Regions from separate parts of the Mus musculus genome. Here region 2 is linked to region 1. A link is a loop called in an ENCODE intact Hi-C map of the cell type or tissue named here. Cell type or tissue: heart. All regions are shown on one strand. Each heading gives the region's core, and the rest is flanking DNA. Links, peaks and the distances in the headings are about the cores only. Region 1 overlaps Cped1 (cadherin-like and PC-esterase domain containing 1). Region 2 holds the start of Cped1 (cadherin-like and PC-esterase domain containing 1).

Evidence for each region. A loop is a pair of places that touch in the nucleus more often than their neighbours do. Peaks named below come from ENCODE experiments on the same cell type or tissue, not always from the same donor. Only the 100,000 strongest peaks of a DNase experiment are listed, where the experiment ranks them.
Region 2: it touches region 1 in a loop (5-fold over the local background); 5 of 42 quality-filtered maps call a loop at or near these places.

The regions. Positions count from the first base shown.
Region 1 is chr6:22,040,649-22,051,883 of GRCm38, forward strand. It overlaps Cped1 (cadherin-like and PC-esterase domain containing 1), which reads left to right. Exons shown (of 22, transcript NM_001081351.1): 3 at 10,645-10,751. Among named protein-coding and RNA genes, the nearest start is that of Cped1, 60 kb to the left of the region's middle. In heart, for the core only: no CTCF peak of the experiment used is centred there; DNase peaks (open chromatin) are centred at 4,483, 4,753 and 8,643.
Region 2 is chr6:21,979,423-21,990,657 of GRCm38, forward strand. It overlaps Cped1 (cadherin-like and PC-esterase domain containing 1), which reads left to right and starts at 6,488. Exons shown (of 22, transcript NM_001081351.1): 1 at 6,488-7,637. The coding sequence starts at 7,389. In heart, for the core only: a CTCF peak has its summit at 5,674 (motif pointing right); DNase peaks (open chromatin) are centred at 5,849, 6,499, 6,919 and 7,529; H3K4me3 peaks cover 2,870 bases; H3K27ac peaks cover 2,026 bases.

The sequences.
Region 1 (11,235 bases), core at 1,536-9,535:
CACAGCCATCTATTGGACAGAGCATAGGGTCCCCCAATGAAGGAGCTAGATAAAAGGCCCAAGAAGCTGAAGCGGTTTGCAGCCCCATAGGGGGAACAACAATGTGAACCAACCAGTACCCCCAGAGCTCTCAGGGACTAAACCACCAACCAAAGAAAACATATGGTGGGACTCATGGCTCTAGCTGCATTTGTAGCAGAGGATGGCCTAGTCAGTCATTATGGGAGGAGAGGCCCTTGGTCCTGTGAAGGTTCTATGCCCTAGCATAGGGGAATGCCAGGGCCAGGAAGTGGGAGTGGGTGGGTTGGGAAACAGGAAGAGGGGGAAGGGAATAGAGGATTTTCAGAGGGAAAACTAGGAAATGGGATAACAGGAGTTAAGAGCACTGACTGCTCTTCCAGAGGTCCTGAGTTCAATTCCCAGCACCCACATGGTGGCTCACAACCATCTGTAATGGGATCTGATACCCTGTTCTGATGTGTCTGAAGACAGCTACAGTGTACTCATACATAAAATAAATAAACTTAAAAAAATAAATGTAAACAAAGAAAATATCTAATAATAATAATAATAAAGATGTGAGGTCTCAGCTGCTACATCAGCCGCCGTGTTCTGCCTGTTGAGATGCTGCCTTGATGTTAGGGTGACAGCTCCTTTCCCTTCGGGACCGGAAGCCCCAAATAAACCCTTCCTTCTATGAGTTACTCTGGGCTTGGTGTTTTTATCATAGCAATGAAAAAGTAACTAAGACAAATAATGCAGTGATGCTCTGCTTCTTTGAGAATGTGGAGATAGCTGTCTGACTTACCTGGAATTCTTCTACATGGGGATTAGTCCCTCTGTCCTCACTAATTAATGGGTACTGGGGACTTATAATCAAATCGTATTTTACTTGTTTTGTTGCCTTGGGCACCAGTGGCTCCAGTCTTACTCTTAGTGTTTTATCATTGGATCTTTGTCTTTAGGCTTGTAAAGAACTCGCTGGGACTACAGTACTTGAAGCTCATTCTATGTGCGTCCTTCACTAGCCCTCCAATGAACCATTTCCCCACAAACTTGCTCCTTTTTAATCAGAGTATTCTGGCAGGATTATGTATATCCCATTTCTTATAAACAATTCAGTTTGTTGCTGTGTTAATGTCTCCTAAATAATTTTAATCTGGCAAGCATCTTCAATATCTAAAATTTTGGTTAAAAAAAAAAAGGTTTCTTCCAGGCGGAACATTGTCTGAGAGACACACTCAAATGTACCCCCAATTGTAGCTCAAAGGGAGGTTAATAATTAAAATGTAGTGGAGGGAACCGCATCATGCCTCCTGAAGCAACCACTTCCTAAGGTGTTTATTTCTTGGGAGTAAACTCACATGCTTTGGTGAAGCAAATTTCTACAGAGTAGGAGTATTTTCTTTTGGAGGATATATATGTACCATTGCTTTCCTGAACTTATGAATAGGTCAGAAGAGTTTCAGGAGCTGAGAGCTGTTTACAGAAGCAGTCTCCATGATCTGCCTCACAGGCTCCCACAGGGTGAATATCTGAGAAAGGTTCAGAGAGGCAGGGAGGAAATGCTTTGGAAAGTCTGTCCTGAGACACAGGGCTTCCATCACCAGCTTGGAAGGAATGTGGAATCAGAGCAAACACCTACGGCCAGACTCCCAGGGTGAAGAACCCAACTGAATTACAGTTGGTGATCATATTGTCTAATTTGTTAAAGAAAACAAACTCCTGTTGAATGCTTGCCTTAAAATTAATGCTAAATTCTGAGTCACCAACCCAGAATCTACAAAGTCTGTGTTAGGGATTGTAAGATGAATAGCCCTTCTCGGGAAGGACAGCACTGAGTAAAGTTAATTATGGGAAACATGTTACTGATCTGTAGATCAATCAGGTTGCATGTGTAGAACAAAAATTAGTTTATTCTTCTTCAGAGACTGGAGAGAAGAAAATCAATATTGAGATGCGATTAAATATAGATCCTAATTAATTTATCAACAAGTCTTAAATGGGCCTAAAACTGTAATGTTATCATCAGGAGAGTATCAAAAAAAGTAAGGATTTTCTTATTGAGCAAGAATTTTACAACTTAGTTGCACAAGAAGACCAATGCAGAGAGAACCGTAAATTAGCCTTCCATATTATGAAGAGATATTATAAATATCTGAAAGATGCTCATCTTGGACTGAACTAGTTTGGTACAGTGGTGGAACACTTGTCTACATGTGCAGAATACCCAGTTTGGTCCCTAGCACAGAGTAAAGAAAGAAAAAAAAAAACTAAAAAAAAAATGGCCAAAAAGAATGCACAGAGATTAAATAAATATCTGTAGTACTTTGTCTTATAAGTTTATACTTGGTAAAGTTTGTTTAGGGAAACAAACAATTCTAGATGTCTTCTTAGGGAATATTGTCACCTAATACTGAGAATGAGTGAATGAGGTTTGGCTCTGGTAGCTAGACACTCAAGGATAAGTCTGCTTTCTAAACCATAGATTTTAAGTCTCTTCTAGGGGGAACAAAATACCCATGGGAGGAGACAAAGTGTGGAGCAGAGACTGAAGGAAAGGCCATCCATAGACTGCCCCACCTGGGGATCCATCCCATATACAGTTACCAAACCCAGACACTATTGTGGATGCCAAGAAGTGCTTACTGACAGAGGCCTGATATAGCTGTCTCCTGAGAGGCTCTGCCAGAGCCTGACAAATACAGAGGTGGATGCTTGCAACCAACCATTGGACTGAGCACAGGGTCCCCAGTGGAGGCGTTAAAGAAAGGACTGAAGGAGCTGAAGGGGTTTGAAGCACAACAATATGAACCAACCAGTACCCTCAGAGCTCCCAGGGACTAAACCACCAAGTAAAGAGTACATATGGTGGGACCCAAGGCTCCAGCTGCATATGTAGCAGAGGATGACATTGTTGGACATCAGTGGTAGGAGAGACCCTTGGTCCTGTAAAGACTTGATGCCCCAGTATAGGGGAATGCCAGGACAGGGAAGCGGGAGTGGGTGGGTTTGTGAGCAGGGGGAGAGGGTATGGTATAGGGGGTTTTTGGAGTGGAAACCAGGAAAGGGGATAACGTTTGAAACGTAAATAGATAAACTATCTAATAAAAAAGTTAAGTCTCTTCTAAATGTTCACAGAAGAATTTCCTGTATGTAAGACATTTGGAAGTTGGTTTAACTCTGTTTTTCCTTTGTTTTGTTCCTCTTATTTAATCCATAGTAGCTATGTACCTAAATATTTATTATATCTTTTTCAAAAGACTAGTGTTTTTCTAAGAATTTTTCTGTTTTTTATAACAGCATTTCAAAAGCTTGGCTTTTTCATTCATATCCTCCTGTCCTCCTTTCCTCCCTCCCTCCATCTCTCCCTTCTTCCTTCCCTGTCTCCTCCCTTCCTTCCCTGCCTGCCTGCCTTTCCTTCCTACTTTTCTACTGTATATGTAGGGTGTATACATGTAAACATTTGCAGGTGAGAGTTTAATACTATGTGTCTTCCTCTGGGCTGTGAGATAGGGTCTCTTACTGACCCTAGAACTCACCAAATTGGCTGTCTAATAAGCCCCAGGGGTCTGCTGGTTTATCCTTCTTTAGCCCTTGTGATTATAGGTTGTGCTACTTTGCCTGGCTTAAATGTAGACGTTGGGGCTCCAAACTTAGTGCTTACATAGCTAGCCCTCTACTTACTCAGCCACCTCTCTCTCCCTGGGCCTCTCTTTCCCTTGCCTTTTATTTTATTTTATTTTATTTTATTTTATTTTATTTTATTTTATTTTATTTTATTTTTGCCATGCTTGAGATTGAACCCAGGGAGTACCTTAGCTTTTGACTGAGTTGTAATTTTTTTTTCTGTTGCTCACATTCACTAACTCACTCATTTATATACGTTTAACAAATATGTCACATATTCTCTTTATATTTCAGCCAGTTGATAAGCATGGAGATTATAAAACTGAATAAATAGCTGTAGTCTCTGCTCTCCTGAGCTCAAATTCAAATCAGAGGCAAAAAGTATGGGGGGAATGATGTGTGCCTGTAAACCCAGAACTTAGGAGGCTGAGGCTAAAGATCGGAGTTCAAAACCCACCAAGGTCACATAGTCTTGCCTCAAAAAACCAAATTAGTACAAACCAAACTAAGGTCAACCAACCAACAAATAAAAACAAATTGGGAAAAGCAGATAATAAACAACTATATACATAGCAGGAGGTAGTAAATGTTATGATGACAATAGAGCAGGAATAGATGTAATATTGTTTGTTTGGCTGGGGTTTTTCAGGTTGGGGTGGGGGAATTGTTTCCAGTGTATGGAGTTCTCTTTCCTTGAGAATAAAGAATTTCTGTGCAAATGGTACTAGTGTGAACAGCACTATCTCACAGTGCTCTGTACTCTGGATTATATTACTGATCCAGCATACTTTATCAGCAAGGGAAGTTATTTGTGAACCGGGAAACAATTGTTTGCTTTTTATGGCAACCTGCCCGAGGAAGATGGAAATGTTCTGAAGACAGCCTCCCTCCTTATGGTAGATGCTTGATTTCAAAAGAAAAAAAAAATTGTGTTGAAGGAATTAAAGCATACACAGTGTCTATTTAAGTGTGAATTAATAAGTGTGGGTCTTCGTAACTTCTCAAATTGTATGTGACACATCCCTCCCAGCAAACCCTGTGGTGGCGTGCTCCAGATCGTTTTGTTCAGCCATGTGCTGGCTGGGAGGAGCTGGCTGCGGAGTGTGTGTGTTTTTGTAATTTTGGGCCGGAGAGTGGGACGTGCACATCCTGTTTTGGTTTGGTTCGGTTTGGTTCTAGAACTTTACCCTATGACCTCTCTTGGCTGGTGTCACTCATAAGGCTCTGGTTTCCTTGTGATAGGGAAAGAAACAATATCAGTCACCTAAAAAGCAATCCAAGGAACCTTTTGGAAGTTTAACTTTGAAACTAGGTGGAAGCCAGGTTAGTGTTTGTAGCTTCTGAGTGCCCGTGTGATTGGAGATTAGTTCATTTCACATGGGAAGACTGAACGGAGTTCAATGCCAGAAGCATTGCCAATACTGGGTCTAGTGCTGGGTGAGGGTTGAGGGGTTTCTGAGTATACCCACTATAGTCATTCTTTCCTCCAAGTTCCCAGAGCAGAAGAGACTTCCTAAGAACTAACTAAAAAAGACCAAAGCTATATATACGGTGTGTGTGTGTGTGTGTGTGCCTGCCTACATGCATGTCTGTCCATCTGTCTATCTGTCTGTCTGTCTGTCTGTCTGTCTGTCTGTCTGTCTCTACTCCTAAAGTATGTGCAACATACTTCTAAAGTATGTTTCTAGTCCGCAGCTGTCACAAGTAAATGAAGGGGAATGTGGCATCAAAAGTTACATTTCTCTGTCGCTTCCTCATGATTTAAGAGGCCAATGGTGACAAGATCATGGCTGTTAGACCTAAGAATCTAGCACTCAAGTCCAGTAACTACATGGAAGCTGTTGGGCAAATTACCTAGTGCTTCCGTGCTTCTCAGAACATCCATATCCAGTAGATTCCATCTCTAAAGTAAAAAAAAATAATAATTGAAATCAATATTTGGAGCACATTAAGGAGCATTATGAGCACTCAGAAATTCTTACCTGTTGGGGCTGGAGAGGTGGCTCGGCAGTTAAGATGCTTGCTACTCTGGTAGAGAAGTAGAGTTTGGTCCCCAGAACCCATGTTGGGCAGTGTAGAAAGAACTGTAACTTTTGCTCCCCAGAATCCCATGCCCATTCCTTCTTCTGGCCTTTGAGGCATGCATACGTACATGCATGTGTGTGTGTGTATGTGTGTGTGTGTGTATGTGTGTGTGTGTACACTACACATACACGAACACAAATAATAATGATAGTAATGATAATAAAAGAAATCTTAGAAGAATTTTTAGATGTTTCTCTCCTTATTCATTGCTACTTATCTCAGGTACTTTTCTGTTGCTGTGATAGAACACCATGCCCAAGAGAACTTATGAGAGAAAGCATTTTACCTGGGCTCACTGTTCCAGAAGGTTAGAGTCTATGATGCAAGAGCAAAAGCATGGTGGCAGGAGCAACTGAGAGCTCACATCTTAAGCACACCGGGGAGACAGAGAGAGCACACTGGGAATGGCACAAGTCTTGTGATGCCGCAAAGTCGCTCACAGTCAAACACCTTCATCACAAGGCCACACCCCTTATTCCTTCCCAAACAGTTACACCAACTGGGAACTATGTATTTAAATGTAGGACCCTGTGGGAGCCATTCTCATTGAAACTATCCTATATATAGTCATTGCAGATTTGGACCCTAAATTCCAATTCAGTATTCTATACCATATAGAATCTACTTTTTCTTTAGGCTAGCAACTCAAGGAATCACCAAGTTCACCAAGCACTCTCTTGCCTGCTTTTTATTTTAACTCAAACCTACACTTTACTTCTCAGCTCTGTTAGCTCTACATATGGAAGAAACAAATCAAGAAAGACATTTGAAAGGCTATAATGTTTGTTCACTAAGGAAAGTCTACATTAAGCCCGTTAACACTGAGACAACAGCCCCGGGAACTCATATGTGCAGATTCAAAAGTGAGGCTGTGAGTAGTGATGGGTCAGTCTAAAGAGGAGTGGCTTGTGAGAGAGTTTGGCACCCCACCCCAAGAAAAGACAGCCATAAATCTCTCTTAGTGTGTCTAGGCTCTGAGAGGAAGGAAGACCATGAAAGGTCATACTTCAGTCTTTAACAACTTTAACCAGCTAATAAAATGTAGCTGGTGCTACACTAAGCCTCATCCTGTGGCAGACTTGCTAAATGTAGACATCAAAGAGATTTTCAGATATCTCTCTACCACTAACTGACCAAATATCAATATCCCTGTATCCTTCCAACAAAACCAACTTAGCTAATGAGCATATCTAATTCAGTACAAGCTAAAACAGAAACATCTCTTTGTCAGATGATGGATGAATAGAATGGGGACATATGAGTATTTTACAGCAGGTCTAAAACTGATGCTTCTAGGTACAGATGAAGCAAACTTAGGGCCAAGTAGAGAACTCCTGGAGACCTCCCCGAAATCTTTAATGCCTTGCAAGATATAGTCCAAGTGATACTAGAATTTCCATAAATGGCTGAAATCTGTTTTATAAAGTGTGATTTTGCTAACACTTACATATGGCAAATACCTACCCACTATCCTGGCCACACGTAAGCTGTTTGAGGACTGCACTTGTCCCCATGTCTCTTGCTTATGAGTTCTGCTGTGGGTGCTGAGCATGTGTCTGCTAGTGGCTTATATTGTCTTCTACTAAATGGTGGACCCCAAGGCCCCCAAAAATTTTGCAATAGTTTGAAATTTTACTAAGGTAGAAATTTGTACCTGGAATGCCCCAAGGCTAATTTGGAGATGCGATGTATTTAGGGAATATCCTTTGCTTTGAAGTCAAAGTTTCTCTTTTTCAACATGGCTTGGGAGTGTGTTTGGCCAAATTTGAATACGTATTATGTCTCCTGAGACAATTAAAACTTGTCTCCGAAAAGTGGGGGATGGTAGCGGGAGTTAGTGGAGGGAATTGACTTCTGAAGCCAGAGAAAGAAATGTAGACAAAGTGAAAATATTACTAAATATTTAACGTATAGAGGTTTGGGAGGTTGGCATAGAATTCAGTGATGGAAAGAGAAACTTTGAACGGAAACAATCAGCACTGTGTGGACCATGGTAGCAATAATTACAGAAGAAGTATATGAAGACATCTCTTGAAATTCCCATTATACTTTACCTCATTTAAGAGAACATTGAAGGGCTATGAGCCTTTTTTTGAATTATTCATTTTTAAGTTAAAATATTAATTGAATATTTTTGAGGGATGAGAGGTCACCTTACGAATGCCAAGAGACTCTGTAATATTTTATATTATCCTAAATCCCTTTTAATGTTTTAGACCCCTCCAATAGATTGCTGAGGGCACTTGCTGCCTGCTCTTTTCCTTTCCATTTTTAAAAATGTATTTTGAGCAGAGTACTGCTCGTCGAAAATTCTTAATGAATTGCTTTAAATTATTTAAATGTGTCTCTCAATTTTAAACGTTTATCACTGATATGTGTGTTTCTTTCTACCAACCCTAGAAATTGTGTGCCTGCAAAGTCAGAAGGCACATGCCTTGGAGGAATTCAAAATGCATTCTGGTTTAAGAGCCCAACAATGCAGTCCTTAATTTGAAATCTCCATCTCTTTGCATTTCCTTATCTTCTTAAAATATTTAGTTGGGGATCTTATGACAGGAAGTTCCCCCCCCCCTAGGGTTTCACTATTTCCTGAACCAGACATGGTACGAAATAAAAAATGCATTGTATTTCTCTTTGAATTCAAATCAAAAGATGTTGGCTGACAAAGCCTGCTGAATGTTCAAAATAGAGGATTAGAGGCATTGCGCTGTATCTGGTTTTAGCTCCAGGAACTGGTCTGAAAGTGTCTTCAAAGTGAGGGTATATATGGCAGCCTCCATCTCCCAAGCCTGAGGGTTGGCGGCCGGTCGGTCGTTGCCTGGATAAAATTCCCTACTCCAGCTTCTCTGCTGACTTCCCCCCTGCCCCTCTGAACTGCTGTGCTGTCTTTCAGGATCTTCAAGAACAAGCCAACAACACAGTTGTGAGATGAGAGCTTGAGTTCAGTTGTTTAGATCACTTTTGTTTGCCAGGAAGTTTCCCCTTCTGGCAGTAAGGCAGCACAAAACATAGTCCAGACTGCATGGGGTTTGTCAGATGAAAAAGTACTTGGTTGGCAAAGAATGAGATTTCACGGCTAATTATAGATTCTTCTCCCTTATTAGCTCTTTCAATTGTTCAGCCTTACTTTGGAAGAGTTACGCTTCTACATGAGAAATTCTTCTACCAAAAAAAAAAAAAAAAAAATGAGAGGCTGGAGAGATGGCTCAGTGGTCAAGAGCACTGACTGCTCTTCCAGAGGTCCTGAGTTCAAATCCCAGCAACCACATGGTGGCTCACAACCATCTGTAATGGGATCTGATGCCTTCTTCTGGTGTGTCTGAAGACAGCTATAGTGTATTTATATATAATAAATAAATAAATCTTCAAAAAAAAAAAAAAAGAGAAGCGAGGGCTTTGGACAAGCTGGTTGCCTCCTCAGCTTTTTAGAAGTCATTCCAGATGGTGCAGGAGATGAGTGGTGGGGTGTGGTATGAAAAGTTATTGAAAGAATGTTAGCCTCACCACTCATAAGGGAAACAATATACATAAAAAATATATTTTAACAATTTTTATTGGTTAGTTTATCTATTTACATTTCAAATGTTCTCCCCCTTCCTGGCTTCTCCTCTGAAAGCCTCTTATCCCACTCCCCCTGCTTCTATGAAGGTGCGTCCCCACGCACCCACCCACTCCCACCTCCCCACCCTCAAACTCCCTTCACAGGAACAAGAGCCTCTCCTCCCATTGATGCCAGATAAGGCCATCCTCTGCTACATATACAGCTGGATCCATGGGTCCCTCCAAGTATATCCTTTAAGTTAATTTTTCAAACCAAATGTTGGGGAAATGTGTCAAGCTACACTAGTTTGTTGGTTGAGCCCCACTCCATCTTGACTATTCTCAATGCACTTGTTTGGTTATTATCTATATCACTAGCAATCAAAATACATTTCTTCTGTCTGTTTGTCTCCAAGGGGTGATGCATTTACTGTTCCATCAGGGATTATCTATTTACCAAATATTTTTAAAGCACCGATTACATTTAAGGCATTCTGACTAATAAAAAAAAAATGAAAGAAAAGAATAATTGCCTAGGATGAAGAGATGTCTGACTAGTAAGAACTCTTACCATGCAAGTAAGAGTGCCTGAGTTCTCGTGATGTTAGCACCCACACTTAAAAAATGAGTGGGAGGTGGCCACTCATGCCTACACAGCAGTGTTGTGTCAGCAGTGTTGTATCATAAGAGATACAAGGGCCACCAAGGTTTCCAGGCTGTGAGCATAGCTCCAGATTCAGTGCGAGGTTCTGTGTTGAAGGGATCAGGAAAGTTACACACACAGTCATGCTTAAGCACGTGTGCCGTACACATATACACCACACTCACAGAAACACACACACAGAGGGATCAATAATGATAGCTTCTTACATGCTCATAAATAATAACCTGCGAGCCTGCCAGCACTCACTCTTATAAGTTGGCAAGTTATCGTGACAGAGTAGATGACTTATTGGCAGAGATTCTGTCCTTGGTCAAAGCTGAAATATTAGTTGTTTCAGTTCATGCTGTGTCCTGAATTTTGAACCTCACTCCAGTATCTGTAAGGAGTTCCCAGATTAATTTTTCATAAAACCTTTCAAATTTTTATTAATTTTGCTTTCTGCCAGCATATTCTTTTTTTATAAGAAGTCTTACAATTTTTTAAAAGACTAAGGTAATTTATACATAGTCTAATTTTGATTTTTCAACATAATTTTATAGATATTCAATATCTGAATTTTTCTTAGATTAAAATGCTAAATATGAAATGTTAAGCTTTTGAGTCAGAGTTGAATTTTAGTTATTCTGAGTATAAGCATTTTGCTACGAACAATGTTACTTGTGTGTTAGAGTTTAAATCATCACACTCTTTACTGGAAGGAGCTAAATGTTGTTTAATGTTTTTAGGTGGTTTGAACTCCTGGGATCTGTTCATTTGCCTGCCTTCTAGGGAAGCTGATGGGAAACCCTGCATACCCAGGGAGCACATGTGTCGACTAAGCCTACATCAAAGGGTAAATACTGCCAAAGCATAAACACATTTTATCAGTCCTATGGATTAAATCTGAAAGGTTTTGGTCCATGTATTGTTGCTTTTAATTTTTGAAGAATTGGAACCACTGTATCTGTGGGGAAAGTTCCAAAGAAAGTTAGTTAGCTTTCTGGTACTATAACAAAATACCTGAGATAAACCGGCATATAAAGAAGGAAGATTGACCTTTGACCCACAGTTTCAGAGTTTCAGGCCATGGTCATTTGGCCTTGCTGACTTTGTCCATGTGTTGAGGCTGTACAACATGAATGGAGTCTGGGGTAAAGGAAATTGCTCACCTTGTGGTATCCAGGAAGCAATGAGACAGAGGAAGGAAGTGGCCAAAGCCACAATGTGCCTTTCAACAGCTTGTCCCCAATGGTCTAACTTCCTTTAGTGAAACCACACTTCCCAAAGATTTTAGCCGGTCCAATAGCAAACAAGGGTTAGTTAGCCTCTGGAGACAC
Region 2 (11,235 bases), core at 1,757-9,756, 61 kb before region 1:
AAAATCTCAAAAAAAAAAAAAAAAAAAAGCTGATGTACTCACTATCCCAATGTACAGAACAAATAAATCTCAGGCAGCCACAAGTAGGAACTGTACAGCTATTCATTCATTTAAATTTGAAAGTCCCCAGCCTCAGCACTTTTGGCATTTTTTCTGCCAATGATTGTATCTTCATTAGAGGATAGAGTTCATAGCAACTGTGGGCTTCTGCTCTAAAACTCAGCAGCATCTGTGCCAAAAGTATTCCAGTGCCAGCTGGGACACCAAAGTGTTTCTAGAAACTGCTAAAAGCTCCCCTCCCTGAACCAAATATCACCAAGATGGGAAATGGTTAGGAGAACAATGGTAAGACTGATACAGAGTATCTGAATGAGTGATGTGTAGGTTTCCACAATGAAAATGTTTCAAGCAATCGCTTGCAAGTAGACACTTAGATACAGCAAAAGCACAGAGACAGGCAAAATAGCTTTCAATGTGAAGCAGTGTGATAGCTTACACAAGGTACAGGGCCATTAGCACAGTGTGAAATAAAATACAGCACACAGCGATTCAAATAAATTTGGTGCCAATGGAAGTTAGCTCAAAATACCGGTGAAGAGACAATTGTGGGAAGTGAGTGACGAACTGAAAATTGTGAGCTAAGCAGTTGACTGGTTTTTTAAAAGTAGTGGCACCAAATGGTCACTTAATAAAGAATTGCCAAGGCAAAGTGTGGCTGGCAAAGTGCCACTCTAAGGGGAGGTCTAAAATCAGAACCATTTTGCTTCAGAGGCCTCAATCTATCAGGACAGATTTCTCATCTTGAAATGTACAGATTGCAAGATATACCTATTTAAACAAACAGTCAAAAAAAAAAAGGGACCAGCATGACCATGAAGAAGTTGAACTGCATATATTTCCATGTATAAATTGGGCAGACACTGGGCAGGCAGTTCACATGGTCCTCAGACCTTGGTCATACTAAAAAGTTCTCTTAAACTGAAATTCTTAGCGTGAACAAAAAGTGGCTGCATATGGCTATGTGGAGAGAGACAAGGTGAGTTGGAAGAAAACTGAGCATGTTCAAATATTGACTGTATTAAACATTGAAGCAAACAAACAAACAGGGCCTTGTTTTAGTGTCTTACTTTGTGATTTCATTGACTAATGCCCACAGCACTTCCAGAACCATGTATGAGCCTAAATGGACACAGTTCTCTGACTTTGTGAGCAATGGATGAAAGCCATTCGGTTGACATGAGAGGATACATGATCTAACCCTGAAACAGAATCATAATATCTGCATGCAGAGCTTTGTTTAGAAGGCCTAATAAGGTGCCTCTGTCTATGCTAGAGTAGTGTAGCAGCTGCCTCCTACGGGGCAAAGGATGAGGGAAGAAGGTAGCCCACACATTTTCTATTCAACTTTGTATATATTTTGCACTGCAGAGAAGAATCACATGACCTTTGCAGGTGATTTCAAGGAGATTTGGTTCTACATGTTTACAATTAAAATTGGTTAAAAAAAAATAGCTTCACTGTCACATTTATCTCATCCTGATGGCTTCTATGATCTGTCCATTAAGAAACTTCTTGGATGCCTAAGGTTTGTTCATGAAGACCAAATTAATTTCAATTTGGAAATTACTAAAGCCATCTTTCACCTGTAGCTAATACTTTCCCAACTTTATTTTAAAGGTTCCCCATTAGGATACAAAGTTCATATTTTGCCCAAGTGGCAGCTGAAAGTATTAAGACTCTTCAGGGCCAGTTGAGAAATGCCTGGGATTTCGAAGCTTTCTTAACACTTCCTGAAAGATATGTATTCCCTATTTTGTTTCTCAAGGACACATGGCTTATCTTCACTTCAGCTGTGTGTGTCAGCTCATTTCCTTTTCCTCCTTGGCTTATTGATAAGGTACATTTTCCATGTCACCAGGCCCAGGCCAATACAATGACATGCTAATCTGAAGCTCTCCTCCTAAGAGATAACCAGTTCTTTCTTGTTCCTCTTGTGCTAATAAGTTGTAGAGACCCTCAGTGGATATCTAAGAGTCTGTGAGGTCATCAAAAGTCTTAAGGAAACTGAGAAGTAATAGAAAGTTGACATGTGAGCTTTACTACATTAGACCACTAAGATTTTGAAGCTGATAAGTCATCCTGCTTGGACCAGTTTTATCGGTGTGTCATACCCTAGTCATTTATAGTATCTGTCACATGTCTTCTGTTTTCCATAGTGTCTAGGATACCTTTGAACAGATTTAATTAATACATGACTCATGATTTAAAACTACCAACTCGTATTTAGAGTTTATTGGGAAAATTCAAGACAGAGCACAGCATAAGAAATGATAAGAGCTGAGAAGGCAGTCTGATTTTTATCGGACCACTTACTGCTAACAGCATTCCCAAGATTTGACGTGGGACACCACCGTGAGTAGTTGCAACCAGATTTTACACTATCACAATCAAGGACCTTCTTGTAGAGAAAAGCTATTCCCTGACATAAGCCAGCAGGGCTCGGAAGACTGCATCAGAGAGGTTGTTCCTATTGAAAGGTGTTACAGAAACAAAACTTTTGGATCACCAGGTGACCTTTGAGGCCATCTATTGATCGTGGTGCCCCTGGTTTATGATGAAGTTGAAATTCAGAGAATCCCTGGTCCAGCACTGAAATCTTTTTACACATATTTTTATCTGCACATGGTTTTAAAAATCAATACCTTAAAATGCAGTTTTCATAAGCTGGGCAATTGGAAAACTGAAATAAGAGGTCCATAGCGAGCTCTTGGTCTCCATGGGCCACATAGTGAGGCCTTGTCCCCAAAACCAACCAAACAGAAAACAAAAAACAAACAAAACCCAAGGATTGTGGGTAGGTGTGTGGTAGAATGCTTACCTACTATGTCCAAGGCTCTGAGTTTGATTCCCAAACAATAAGCCTTCATTGAATATTTGAGTCAAACTCAAGTACCTCAAGTGCATACCAAAACCAAAAGTAGCTATATGTGTCATAAAAAGATCATATTTTATATGTTGGAAAGAACACTGAAGGTTTTTGTTTTGTGGAAGATTGTTCTATGTTGTACAACATTGATATTAGAGTACATGTTTGCCACTCTCTCCTCACAATGCTGCTAAATGCCTACTTTTAAAGAAGTGTGTGTGTGTGTGTGTGTGTGTGTGTGTGTGTGTGTGTGTAAAGGTTACTTTATGAACTAGATCACAAAAGCATCTGGTTTGAAACAATGCCAAAACCCCAGGTTCACAATTGTACTACAGATATGCCCTCCCACTCCCACCACTGAGCCAATATGGTCTCTGTCTTTATTGTTTCCTGTATAGACTCCAATCTAACTCTGCCTAGCCTCCCACTCAAATATAACTCATATAGAAAGAAGACAAAGAACTCAATGGCAAAAAACAAAACAATTCCATTGGGAAAAAAATGGTTGCATTTAGACATTTGTCAAAAGAAGAGGTCAAATCACTTGTTAGCATCTAGAAGAGTGATCAGCTTCTCTAATGCCAGGAAGACACAAATCAAAACCATAGCAAGATGCCACCTCACCCCATTTAGGATGGTCATGGTACAAGGCCAAAATGGCAAGAACGGTAAGAATGTGGAGTGTTGGTGACCATGTAAGTTACTACAGCTAGTGGGGAAAAGGGCTGCAGATGTGTCAAAACTTTGAAAATAGAACTACTATCAGTCACTCAGTGCCATTGCTGGGCACAGAATCAAGGATACAAGACAATGTGTTTAAAGGACATCCGCACTCTTGTTCACAGCATTAGTTAAAACAGCCAAGGATAGAAATGACTACTGTGTTCTTCAGCTGGTGAGTGAAGACAATGAGCTATGCTTACATCATTTTATTCCAATAAAAGAAGAGAATGAGATCCTGTTATTTCCAACAATGTGGGTAGAATTGGAGATCATTATGCTAGGTGGGAAAGGACGAGTATAAAAAGTAAAGCCCATATGATCCCATTTGTGAGGAACCTAAAGGCAAAATTCTTAATGTTTTTACCCCAAAGAAATGATAAGCATTGAGTCATTATATATGTTTAGGCTGACTTGTAAATAACATGCTACATGCATGTATAGAAACATTGCAGGGTGCTGCGTTAATATGTCCAATATCTCTATCTTTATCTAGCCATCAAAACTGTGACTTTGAGAACACAATATTTGATCGTCAGGCATGACTAAAGCCATCCTCTCAAACCGTCTGTTCCCCTTCATCACAAAGAATAATGGAAAGAGAACAATTAGGGACAGAGTTTGTATCTGCTTCTTTTGTGTTCCCCGTGGCTCACCATTTCCATGATCTGCTCACGAGTCCGACACCTCACCACATTCTAAGCTCTGCTCGGACTGAGCCTGAGGATCTAGCACCTAACAGATGTGCATCCGCTCTCATCCACCTGCCAGCTGTTCAGGATGCTTAGGTGCCTTCCATGGACCATCTCACCTGGGCCATCAGTACTCGGAGGGGGGACTCTGATCTCACAAATGATGGACTTAGATTTCATATTCCAAAGCATTTATTTCAGGACAGCTTGTAAGAGGTGGTGAGTGTGATGATCTATGTCCGTAGTGGATTGACTCTAACATCTGATGTGGTCCCAGGAGTCTCAGTCCACCGGGAGCTGTGCTTCCTTTGCCACGTTCTTCTTCTAATTAACCCCTTCTTTTTCTAATACTATAACTATTTCTAATATTATTACTACTGTCTTCTGCTCCCTTGGACTCTGTAGTCAAGATAGGGAATTGAGTTCTTCAACTTATCAGAATCCTTTCTAGTTTCCTCTTAGCCAAAAGAAAGCTACAATGTTGTGTAAACTTTTTCTCTTCTGTTGCGTTTCCCTTCTCCCAACCTAAAGGCAATTCTAGTTAGCATCCAATTTACTCTTCTGTAATCTGACTCAGTGACTTAATAATTCCTCCCTCCAAAAAAAGGATTCTTCCTTCCTCAAAACTTGATTTTTTTTTCATAATTCTAGGGTTAATAATTAACAACTACCTATACTGCTCATAACACCCAGTAAACAGCTTTACCATACTCTGGGTCTTATTAACATAGAAACCATTCCAGTTTAGAGGTCTAGTAATTCCTATTGGCCTTCAAAATATATTACATCCACACAAAACCTGTGGCATGCAGCAGTGATGCTCTTTCAATGTCTATATGTGAAAACCAGGTTAATTTTCTCCCATTCCCTTATTTGTCATGGTATTGAAGACTGAATTTATATATTAAATAGTAGTAAAACATTTTATAGACTATATGTAAATAGACTGAGGTAAGTTATTGTTTATTCTATATTGACCTAATTAATTTGTTTTTAAGGTGCAAACTTTCCTTTTCTCTTCTCTTCTTCTTTTTTTGTTTTTTTATTCTGTTCTTTTCTTTTTTATTTTTTCTTTTGTTTTTTTTTCTTTTCTTTTTTGTCCCTCTTCTCTTCTTCCTCCTTTTCCTTCTCTGTCTCTCTGTCTGTGTCTCTGTCTCTGTCTCTCTCTGTGTCTGTCTCTCTCTGTGTCTGTCTCTGTCTCTCTCTGTGTCTGTGTCTCTCCCTCTCCCTCCCCCTCCTCTCTCTCTGCTCATCTATCCCAAGCTGACTCAAGTTTCTTACTAGCAAGAGATGTCCATTTTCTGAATCTTTTGTAGCTGTGAACCTCTAGGGGGCGCTCTTTCTCACAAAATATTAGAGTGTAATCTCTGAGTCTGGAATGGGTTTACTCTAGGGGTGTGGCCTCAAGGGAGAACATCTGCCTATAAGAAGTTTGGTTAGACCTAAAGTATAGAAACCATCTAGGTATTTGAAGAATGTCCCCGTGAGCTTAAACTAGTCGTTCCTAGAGCTGCCAAAGCAAGAACCTGGAGGTTCTCTTCGGTGGTCCCTCATCCTGCTGAGCCAAAAGTGATGCCCGTGAGAGGGTTGGTATGGAATTAAAAAGCCTGCTGGGTACTCCTTTCTCCTGGGCAAAAGTTAGAACTTCAATACCTACTACAGTCAGTTCATTTGAAGAGCTAGGCATCAGACTATTTGCCTCGGAGAACCACAGAGCGGTAATAACGGCGGAAGGACTCTGTTGGAATGGAGAGGGGACTTTTAGTTACACGGAATGTTTCCTCTTCAGTGGTCCAGACTGTCCGGATGACTCTCTTGTCCTCTTAGGCGAGACCACAATTCCCTGGAGTGATAAGCCTCCCGGTTAGCTCAGAGTCGGCCTTCATCTCTTCCTCGACCTTTAGCATCTATTGACTAGAAGCCATTTGTTATTCTGTATTAGGAAAACGCAGTGACACAGAGGATCAGAGATCAAGTATATTTCTAATTCTGCGGGTCTGGATAGGTAGCCACGTTCCAAGTTGGGATATGGGTGCCAACTGCTGTTCCCATGCACATTAGTAGCCTACCCTTTGCTGGGGCAGAAACTTATAACGCGGCTCGGACAGCCCCCAAGGCCAGAAAAAGCCTTAGTTTAGCTCCGCCCCGCTCGGCCTGGGTGGCAGCGATGGCCCAGGTCCTCCGGCTCTCGGCCCTGTGTGCAGCTGGCACGCGCGTGTCTCCGCGAGTCTGCGCGTGTCTGTCCGTGCGTGAGAGTGAGATGAAGCGGAGTCCTACGCCTGGGTGTTTCCTTCCAAGTGATTTTGATCAGCAATCCATTAGGGGATCATGAAAAAAAAAAAATCTGGCTAAAAGGATGAAAACTGAGTAAGTACACAGAACTTTGAACTTGAAACGGAATGAGACCAAACGCAAGCAAAGCCCTGACAGTAACCACATACAGCCAAACTGCTATCCCCCTTTTTTATGTTAAAAGCCGTGAATGCTAGCAGCAAAGTGGCAATTTAAAACTGAACGAAAGGAAGCAGCAGTTCTACAACATAAAAGGCTGGGAGCGGGATGGCTTTAAAACCGGAGGGAAAATGAGAAACTGCTAGGACAACCTGGCCGGCGCCCAGCTGTGCAACAGGCACTTCGCGTTAAATCGACTGCGTCTTCGGCTGGTTTCTGCCTCCAGACCCGCTTTACGGTGCTTTCTTTTTGCCCCAAAAGAGGAGACAAGCTGAACTCCTGACTTTAAGAATGTTGTGGAAGTAAGGCATTACCGGAAGGAACTCTTGGTAGCTGGGGATGCATTCGGATGATTTCTTATAACTATCTTTATTTTGACATCTTAAAAAAAAATCTGGCCAGTCACTTCTTACTGTCCTTCATTTAAGGGCTATTAACCACCTCTGACCGCTGGGTCCTATGAATCTTTGGCATGAACCTTCGGAAAGTTTTCAAGCGGAGATGGGGCGAACTTGATTGGAATTGTGTAAAAAGAAGACAGATGTGTGTTTTTTTCACACTGACAACGTGGCCAGGGGCCAAGTGATCCTGGACTGGTCATGGTCTGTCGACCCGGGTTCCTTTGTCGCCGGCGATTTTGCCCCCGACCTTTCCTGGTGGGTTTGGTGGTGGCGATCTGTCTCTTTTACCAGACCCTGACACTCCGAGGGACTAAGAAGATTGCAGCGGACGTCTCTGGCACTGTCCCACACACACCCTCTCAAACTCAGGCTAGCAGATGTGAAGAAGGATACCGGCAGGACAAACAATGCTTCCTTCTCTCTGCGAGTACCCAGGAAACCAGGAAGGTAAGTCTGAGTTGAGTTTATCCTGGGCGTCTGTGGTCGGCCTCTCTCTCCTTTCTGCAAAACTAAAATTAACTTCCATGTGGTCCGAATGGGAGCCAGAGTGAAAACAGTGCGGAGTGACCCGGTGACTGGGAGAGGTATTACATAAGCTGCCAAACTTCCTAAACCTACTTAAAGAGTTCTGCCCTTTATCCTTTAGAGGCTACCTTCATTGCAGTGAGGGAAAATCGCTTTTAAGATGTTAGAAGTCTACGAGAGCTGAGGATTTACACATCAGAAACAAAAGTCAGTTTTAAAATCTGAAAGAAAGAAAGAAAGAAAGAAAGAAAGAAAGAAAGAAAGAAAAAAGTCCGTATCTCTTTCTTAAATCCAAGAGAATGAATGATAAGACTCCCAAATTCAAGGATTCCTCCAGAGTTCCATGTCAAGACCTGCTAAGTTGATTCTGAGTTGGTGACTATGTTTCCAAACTAATTATTTCGGAAGAATTTAAAAGAATATAGTATCATATGCTTCTTAAAAATACTTGACATGGGGTTTAATTGTTCATAGAATTAGGAGAACACTGGTCCAGTATTGGGTCCATACCTAGACTCTAAGCACTCAGGAGGCGGAGGCAGTAAAATTATGTCACGCTTCAGTCCAGCCTGCTTCACATGAAGAGTTCTGGGCCTGCCTGTGTCAAGTAGTGAGGCTTTTTCTTTTTAAAGTGTGCATTTATGCTTGGTGTGGTGGACTACCTATAATCCTGCACTAGAAAGGCAGAGAAGGGGGCCAGGGGTTCAAGGCCAGCCTGGCTAACTACATTGTAAGCCCAAGTCCAGCCTGAGCTATATTACACAGTTTCATACAAAATAAAGGAAGGAAGGAAGGAAGGAAGGAAGGAAGGCAAAAGAAAAGAAAAGAAAGAAAAAAGAAAGAAAGAAAGGAAGGAAGGAAGGAAGAAAAGAAAAGAAAAGAAAGAATGAAAGGAAGGAAGAAAGGAAGGAAGGAAGGAAAACAAAGAAAGAAAGCAAAGAGTTGGAAACAGATCATTCTGTATTAATACCGAGGGTATAGTTGCACTATTTTTACTTGTGAAGTATAGGGTACAACACAAATCCAGGGAACATAAAATGTCCATTTTACTACTGCACTCTGTTCATGCCTGCCAGACAAATGCAGGCCCCTCATTGTCAAGTATAAAGAAGAAAACTAAAAGAGGTGAAAAACAAATTATTTGGGAAGTCGTGATGGAAAACCCACCGAACTGGGTGGCAAGATACCTTTGGGACCTGCAGGAGGTGCCTTTTATCTATGTAGACTTGGGGGGAGTTTCTGAGCCTGCTTAATAGTACTTGGAGCAGAATTTTATCTTGGGTGGCAGCATGGTTGCTGTTGTCAGTACTGACACCTCGGGGGACACTGTGGTGTTTTTCAGGCTCATAGCTCAGGTAGATAGGTAAGTAGGTAGGAAGCGAGTAGGGTTTCTCTTAAACTCAAGTTGGCTGTCACTGAAGGATGCTCAAGTGATCCACATGGCTAGCAGGATGCCCTGTTGCATCCCAGAGAAATCAGGCTGCTTGGTTTCTACCACAATATATGCTCTAAAGAAAAAACGAACTCGACCATTGGCCTAATCATTTCTGAAGCCACAACTTGAAGAACCCCCACCAAGTCACTGTAGATTAAGATGGTGAGCATTTGAAGACCGCCACGGAAGAGCGTTCACTTGTTAGCAAAACTATGAAGATTGTGTTGACTCATGGACAGAGGACGATGACAGATGACAAGGGCAGGGCCATCTTTAAAGGAGGCTTCAACTCACGGTGTGAGTCAATCTCTAGATGCTATGAAGTCACGGAAGAGTCTACTTTTGGTTAATTTATGAGACTATAACTTTTCTTTTTGTTATTTTTCTTGAACGCTTTGAATTTATGACAGATGTCACTGAATTTCAAAGCTGCTTTTCCTTCATTTTAAAGCCACCTTTTGGCGGTTTGTAATAGCGATGTCCTTGAGAAGTAGGTGGGGTACATCTTTCTTTAAATGCTTCAATGTTTCCTAGGAAATGTAGATGGAAACGCTTTATTACTTAACTTTTAGCTTCCTTTACTTCCTTACTAGGCATTTCCTGAGTCCTGCCTCGTTTGTGACTTACGCATATGTTAACTGTTATTTGTAGACCGGCACAGAAAATTCCACTTCAGCTTCAGAAAGCCTGCTTCTTGGAAAACATCTGAAACTTATTGGCTGCTGGTGTTAAAAAAAAAAAAGAAAAAAATTCACTCTAGAATTTTCTTCAACCAAAAGAATGCCAAACACCAAACACATGATGGTTTTGGCTTCCAAGTGATTCAGAGTCTTAAATGTTAAAAACACAAGCAAGATTCTAAATCAAAATGATAGTTCAGTCACTACAAAAATGGTGTTTCCAAATATTTGCTCTATACCTCTGGTTTTAATGTATGCAACCCACTGCCAGCAGGTAGAAAGATGTTGTCATGCAGGCTTTATTCAAAATCAGAAACAAACAAATCCTACAGACCAATACCTCCCCAAAGGAATCAAGTGATAATTATCTGCAATTATTAAATACTCTTTCAGATATCTAACATGGAGAGACAAATCAATATATTATGAATGTTATATAGATAATTTAAAAAATAAAAAAAGTCACTAATGAAATAACCAGCAAGACACTGCCTAGGTGGTTGTTTCTCAAGACCTACAAGTGGCGTTTAGATAGGATATCTTATAGATTTGTTTTTATCTGTGCATTTTGAAATTTGTAATTTCTCTTACTCAGAGAACAAACTACTCAACTTAGCAGAATCCCTCATCTTTACTCTCCTTTACAATAAACTCTCTTAAAAGATGCTTAAAACCACTGGACTTGCTTATTCACATTTCAAAGAAAAAGTGTGTGTGGTTATTTAAAAGATCTCTAAACATCAGAAATCTCATGCAAATACTTGTGTGTAGGTGTGTCTACAGATCTCTGTGGGAAAATAATGGATTTTGATCAGATATTCAGAACTGAAAACACGCCAAGACCACTGGAAGTGCTTAACCAGCTGCATGCCTCAATGTTTAACTAACTGTGTATATAAATTTGTCTGGATTTCTGTGTGTATAAATTTGAGTATATAATTTTGGTCTGCATAAGTAAACCTAAAATGAAAAACCAAATTTAATTAAGTGTCCCAATGAGAATGTTAAAACAAACAAACAAAAAAACTGACTTCGTGTGGAAACAGAGATGTCTTTGGGGTAAACATTGAGAGTGGCAGATAACAGAATATTTCTCTAATCACAGCTGTCGGTTGTTGATGAAGCAGCAGCAAGGGTTTCCTGGCCTTTGGGGCTGCAATTCCTTCTTAGAGGAGACCCTTTATACTCTATCCACCCAGTAACACAGGCTCCTGTAGACAGAAATATTTGAAGACAGTAACTTTGCCTTCCACACCTTTCCCACTGAGACTTGATTCAGCATTAAAACCGTTCCCACTGCCAGTGAGATCACAGGACTCCCTCTGCCAACTTTCCACGCGGAATCACGCTCCCTCTTTCTGGCCAAATCTAATTCCTTTTTCCATTTGTCCTTTCCAATGTGCCT